Regions from separate parts of the Homo sapiens genome. Here region 1 is linked to region 2. Evidence: chromatin loops called from intact Hi-C (ENCODE). Cell type or tissue: A673. All regions are shown on one strand. Each heading gives the region's core, and the rest is flanking DNA. Links, peaks and the distances in the headings are about the cores only. Region 1 overlaps DLGAP1 (DLG associated protein 1). Region 2 overlaps DLGAP1 (DLG associated protein 1).

Region 1 (2,922 bases), core at 147-2,646, 150 kb after region 2:
GGGTTATTATGGGAGGAGAGAGGTAGATGGTCAGAGAGTGGTCTTCCTGTGTTTTATGACCTACTTCAGGGAAGAAGGTATGAAGGGAATTCTAGCTTCTATGGCCCACTTCAGGGGAGTCAGGGGACAGAAGAATGTCAGTTTCTATGATCTGCTTCAGGAGAGAGGGAATAGGAGAAAGTCAGAGATGTCCCTGCTTCCACTGTTTTCTCAAGTTACTCAGTATGCCTAGGGGCTATATTTTGAGGTAGCATTTTCTGCACCCCATCTATAGATTTTTCAATTCTTAGAGTAAATAAACAAAAACCAAGATTTTTCTTCGGACCTGAAACACTAAAAGAAAAATCTAGAAAGAAAATCAGACACACAAACACCAAATGGAAGAATAAAAAACTTAAAAGGAAATAGAATCTGGCAATCAAATAATGTTGCTTTGACTCTCATTTTAGCTAAAAAGCAAGCGAGTTTCAATATTACTATTCATTACATTACATTCATTTCTATCGTAGAGAGATAAATCAATTTATTTTTAACAGCTTTGTTAAGAAATAATTTACACATCACTCAGTTCACCAATTTAAAATGTGTAGTTCAACGGTTTTTGGTATATTTATTAGCAGTGCTACGCAACCATCACTACAGCCTAAATATTAAAACCTTTCAATTTCATCCCCCCAGAAAGAAACCCTGAAATCCCTTTTTTCATAATGGTGAGGCAGAAGGCATTGTAATCCATTCTGGGTCATGGGGAACAAGTACATTGGGAAGCAGGATAGGGAAAGGGGAGCCAGACGTAGCTAGAGGAGGGTCGGTATTCTTCATCGATCGCACGGGCTTCCTGTGCTTCTACTAAAAGACAGCTTCCAGACGGCTTTCCCTAGTAAATTTCGCCGGTGGAAAATTCACTGTGTGATTCCATTTAAGCCTCATGGGAGTGTCAGGCCTTATAGAAAGGCTGAATTGTGAATCACATTCCACTACAGCTTTCTCCCTTTCCTTTCAAAAGGAGTTCAGGCTGAAGTAGAATCTAAGCACCATGTGTGTTTTGCTTCAGCAAAGAGGCAATTGTAATCCAGCGGCGCTGTGTTTTAGCTAGGCAGTTTTAAAACAAATACTTGCATTGGGTTGCTTTTATTAAGCCGCGTGGCTTTCTTTCTCTTTCAGAGACCAAAGTGTTAAAGTAAATCTAGTGCATTTTATTTTAAACGATCAGAATGTGACGAGAACGTTCATTGGCATGAAACAACTATAACAAAATCCACAAATCTTTTCCTTTCTGAGAATTATACACTCCGGATTGATCTAAGAATTGACTGAAATTGGCACACTGGACAGCTCTGTATTCGGGTCTCTCCTGCCTCATCCCTGCCACAGTTTGGGTGAATCTGGATGTCTTGACACTGGACACATCAAATACTAAAGTGGATATATTATTCTGATATTAAAAGCTTTGGTGAAAGTCCTCCTTCAAAAATGCTATTCTTCTACGTACAACTTTTCTGAAGAAACAAAGGAAAACACAGCTTCTGGTTTGTGTTTTGGTCTGAGAAGACAGGCAGCGCCTTGCTTTGTGAAGTTCTGTTCCTCTGTTCTGCCCTCTGCCGGCTGAAGGAAGTACTACTGGCACTTCGTGAGTTGCATTTATGCATTTATTTTAGCAAACCTGGGCACATTTTCTGACCTGCACAGTTAAAACAGCTAAACGCAATGCAGTGGTCAAACTTAAAATTACCAAAGGCAAATACAATTTCTTCTACCCACTCCTCGCCCTAGCCTCGTCCTACACCCACGGAATGTGGAAAGGTGATGCATGCAGGGCTGGGGGCATGACAGCTGATTGTGCAGCCTGCCTTTCTGCCAATGAAATACTAGCGTAATGATTGGAAAAGGGGTGAATTTCCAAGGGCAGAAGTTTCCCTTGGAGGTCTCAGGACTAGAACCCGGGCTTCTGTGTGAGCTACAGCCACATCGTAGGTTTCTTGGCACTGAACGTGCTGTTTTGTGGCCCTTATCCTCTGAGTTGAGATGAGCAATCTTTTCCTGGCCATGTATTGTCTCTGAGCTAGAGACAGTTACCAACTGCTACTTCTTAAAACAAAACAAAACAAAAACCTTTTTTAAAAATTAAGCAGTTTTTAGTTTAATTGCAACTTTTTTTTTTTTTTTTTTTTTTTTTTTTGAGACGGACCCTCGCTCTGTCGCCCAGGCTGGAGTGCAGTGGCGCGATCTCGGTTCACTGCAAGCTCCGCCTCCCGGGTTCACGCCATTCTCCTGCCTCGGCCTCCCGAGTAGCTGGGACTACAGGTGCCCGCCACCACGCCCGGCTAATTTTTTTTGTATTTTTAGTAGAGACGGGGTTTCACCGTGTTAGCCAGGATGGTCTCGATCTCCTGACCTCATGATCCGCCCACCTCGGCCTCCCAAAGTGCTGGGATTACAGGCGTGAGCCACCGCGCCCGGCCTAATTACAACTTTTAAGGCCTCCTTTTCTCCTGATTTTTGGATATCAGAGATAAAAAAGCAACAAACATTTGTAGAAATAGATCGCATTTAAATTACTTTAAATAGCAATACATTTCTGCCATTTACATGTTTCTTTGGGTTAACCCAAAAGTTCAAAGGTTATATCAAAATTTATAAGTTGAAGTAAATACATGTTATTCACAAACTCAACGATAAGTGAGTATAATATGAATTTAAGTAGTGTTGCTAAAAATATCAGAAGTAATGTGAAGTGAGATTTAGACTAAATTTACAGTTTAATTTACAATGGTCTTTCCACCTCTGAAATAAAAGACTTTTATTTCACTTTGATATTATTAAGTTACATTGGTTTTCCTTTCCCCAAAGAAATGGCATTTAAAATTCCTGGGCATGTGTGCACGGAGGACTTTGCTGCTAACTTGCATAGAGGAAAGCACA
Region 2 (2,922 bases), core at 161-2,660:
AAGTTCTCTCAGGAGAGAGTAAAAGCTAGCATATTAGTATAATCTGAAATATTTTATCAAAGATTATATTATTAAAAAAAACTCATGTAACAAGAAAATGAAAACTTCAGCACGTATGTATGATTTTCCCCAGAAGGACCTTGAGTTGAGTACATTTTAATATATACACATGCACACATACCCACATATTTCCCCCTAAGGAATCTAAGTTGAGTAAGTCTGAGTAAATTTTACAAAACACAGTGGAGTAAAAGAAATTCTGTTTAAGTAGGAGAACTTATATACGGAGGTATGATTTTTGTTTTATTTTATGTATTTATTTATTTATTATAGAGGGGATCTCACTGTGTCACCCAGGCTGGAATGCAGTAATGCAGTCATAGTTCACTGTAACCTCGACCTCCTGGGCTCAAGCAATACTTCCACCTAAGCCTCTTGAGTAGCTGGGAACACAGGCGTGAGCCACCATGCCCAGCTAATGTTTTGTTTGTTTGTGTGTGTGTTTGTTGTAGAGATGGCATCTCATTTTGTTGCCCAAGCTGATCTCAGAAGAAGTATGATTTCTATTATATAGTATTGCTTTTGATTCACTGTGGCCCCAGGACTGGCCAGAAGAGCAGGGCATCAGAATGATTTGCTTATAGTAATGTGGAGAGTCAGTGGTTCAGCTTGAATTAGCATCTACATCCTTATTAGCTGCCTTGAGTTGTCAGAGCCCTCTGTGCTTCCCTTCAGTCCTTGTTCTTACACATAAGTATTAAAAGAAACTTGGTTAGGGTGGTAAAATCGGACCTTTCATTCTCTCACTAAAGAAACCAAATAATGATTGATATTGAATTTCCTTAGGATTTGTTGAAATTTTCTAGATAAAATATCTCTAATATTTTATGTTAAAAATAGCTTTTTTATATGTTTTCTCTTTCAAAAGTTAAAAAACATTAAATTTATATTTAGTTTATTTGGGGAAAAGTATAGTTTTTATCATTTCACTTAGAGGTTTAGGTAGTAACAACTCCTGGCTTCAGTGTTAGACCTGACATATGTGGAGATGATTTCTAAGCAATAGCCCAGATTTCAGGATAGATGGAACTGTGCAGAAAGATGCGGGGTTTCATTGGTGGTGCTCTTTTCCCCATGCTTAAAATTGGCACTTTACTGAATAGGGAAAATAGTGGTCACTAATGACTACAGTTGGAAAGAAAATTGTATATATATATATTTTTTTTTTCATCTGTATATAAATATATATATATATGTATATCTCTCTTTTGGCTGTATATACATAGAGTTGCAAAGAGAGAGAGTAACATAGAGAGAGAGTCAGTTTAAAAGAAAGTCGAAACAAAAGGAGAGAAGAAAAATACAGTTTACTTGGGGAAAAGATGGACAGCAATATTCTGTTGAATAAACACAAGAATTAAGAGCTCAGAAATCTGCCACTTAGGACTAATGAAAATGAGTTTTCATATTCATTTGGCAGCTTCCTTGTTTCCACCTCTGCTTCTCAAGTAGTTCAGTAAGTCATGGCAGAAGGCAATCTAAAGGATAGATGAACTTGACTGTGCGCTCTTTTCCATAATGCATCAAGTCTAAATCTCTGTGCAGAGGTTTTAATCGGGCGTACGTAAAACTAATTCCTGCCTTATTTCCTGCTGTGCCCCAGCACTCGGCTCTGCTTTGCCCAGGCTGGTTTCCTCACTAGTCCATCATGCTAATTCTGTGCATTCCTTTATGCTTTCTCCCTTGGCCTCTTCAAGGCTCAGCGTGTCTTCCTAGATTACGTTCCATTGAACTCCATTCTGTTGCATACAGTTTAGCACCTTACTACAGACTGTCTTGATTCATGTTTTTGTATGTCAGTATTTCCTCTGCAAGGAAGCTACTTCAGGTCCTGTCTTATTCATTCGTGTTTCTACAGCTGTCAAAGAATCAAAGGGAACTCCAAAGCTTTTCTTGATTCATTGTGTGTTTCTCTGAGAATTAGGAAGTAGAGTCATATGGGAAGGAAATGTGTTCACTTTAGTCTCTTTCCAATTTTCATAAACCAGAACACAAAAACATGCATATTTCTTGCTTCCTGACCTTAGAATTTGGTCTCAATGTCTGTCCTCTGGATAATATGAGATGATATGGTTCTGAGCATTATTTTAGATTTTGGGTAGTGCTCCCAAATGCAGGACAAATATACCTGGAGATAAAAGTGATGTTTTGGAGAAGTCCTGATTGAGTTTAATAAGACCTAGATATTCGACCTGACTCAATTAAGAACAACCGGCTATCTCAGAATTAACATTTTGAGTGATAAAGCTTCTGCTTACAAGCCGAATAACCATCAGCATGATACTTACTTTCTTTGGGCATAACTGTCCTTACCTTTAAGTCAGATTGGACCGGTTGGTCCATCTCTAATCAACCTTTCAGTTCCCAAGTTTCAGTTTCCATTTAATTGTTAAAAATTAGGATCATCAACAGAAGCAGCTCTCTATACAAAATAGGATACCTGTATATCATGGCACTTGGAGGGGACAATCACTTCGAGAAATCAGGATTCCAAATTCGTAAGAGGAAGGTACCTTCTGTGAAACTTGTGCCGTGGATGAGTCTTGTTCTTACTCCTATTGACAATCCCTGCCTGACATAGTACAATGTGGGAGAATAAAAACGTGCTGATCTTCAAAGTTATTGTGCATCATGGGTTATGTGGAAGGGGTGGAAACACTTCACTGAAGCATGAAAATTTCAGAAAGGAATGGGGAAAGTAAGGGACTGACATGAAGGTGGCAGTCTCAGGCTGCCAAACCTGAGAACTGAAGCGAGTAGAAACAACATACAAAGTACAAATATAAATCAGGGAATCACTGGAATTTAGTTGAATTCCAGTGGAATTGAGTCTCGTCTCTTGCAAAATCTACCAGGGATTGG

Evidence for each region. A loop is a pair of places that touch in the nucleus more often than their neighbours do. Peaks named below come from ENCODE experiments on the same cell type or tissue, not always from the same donor. Only the 100,000 strongest peaks of a DNase experiment are listed, where the experiment ranks them.
Region 1: it touches region 2 in a loop (2.4-fold over the local background); 2 of 110 quality-filtered maps call a loop at or near these places.

What each region holds. Positions count from the first base shown.
Region 1 is chr18:4,105,289-4,108,210 of GRCh38, reverse strand. All of the region lies in intron 2 of DLGAP1 (DLG associated protein 1), which reads left to right. Among named protein-coding and RNA genes, the nearest start is that of DLGAP1-AS4, 140 kb to the right of the region's middle. In A673, for the core only: a CTCF peak has its summit at 1,620 (motif pointing left); a DNase peak (open chromatin) is centred at 1,570.
Region 2 is chr18:4,253,808-4,256,729 of GRCh38, reverse strand. The region is part of intron 1 of DLGAP1 (DLG associated protein 1); the gene reads left to right. Among named protein-coding and RNA genes, the nearest start is that of DLGAP1-AS5, 9.3 kb to the left of the region's middle. In A673, for the core only: no CTCF peak of the experiment used is centred there; a DNase peak (open chromatin) is centred at 1,689.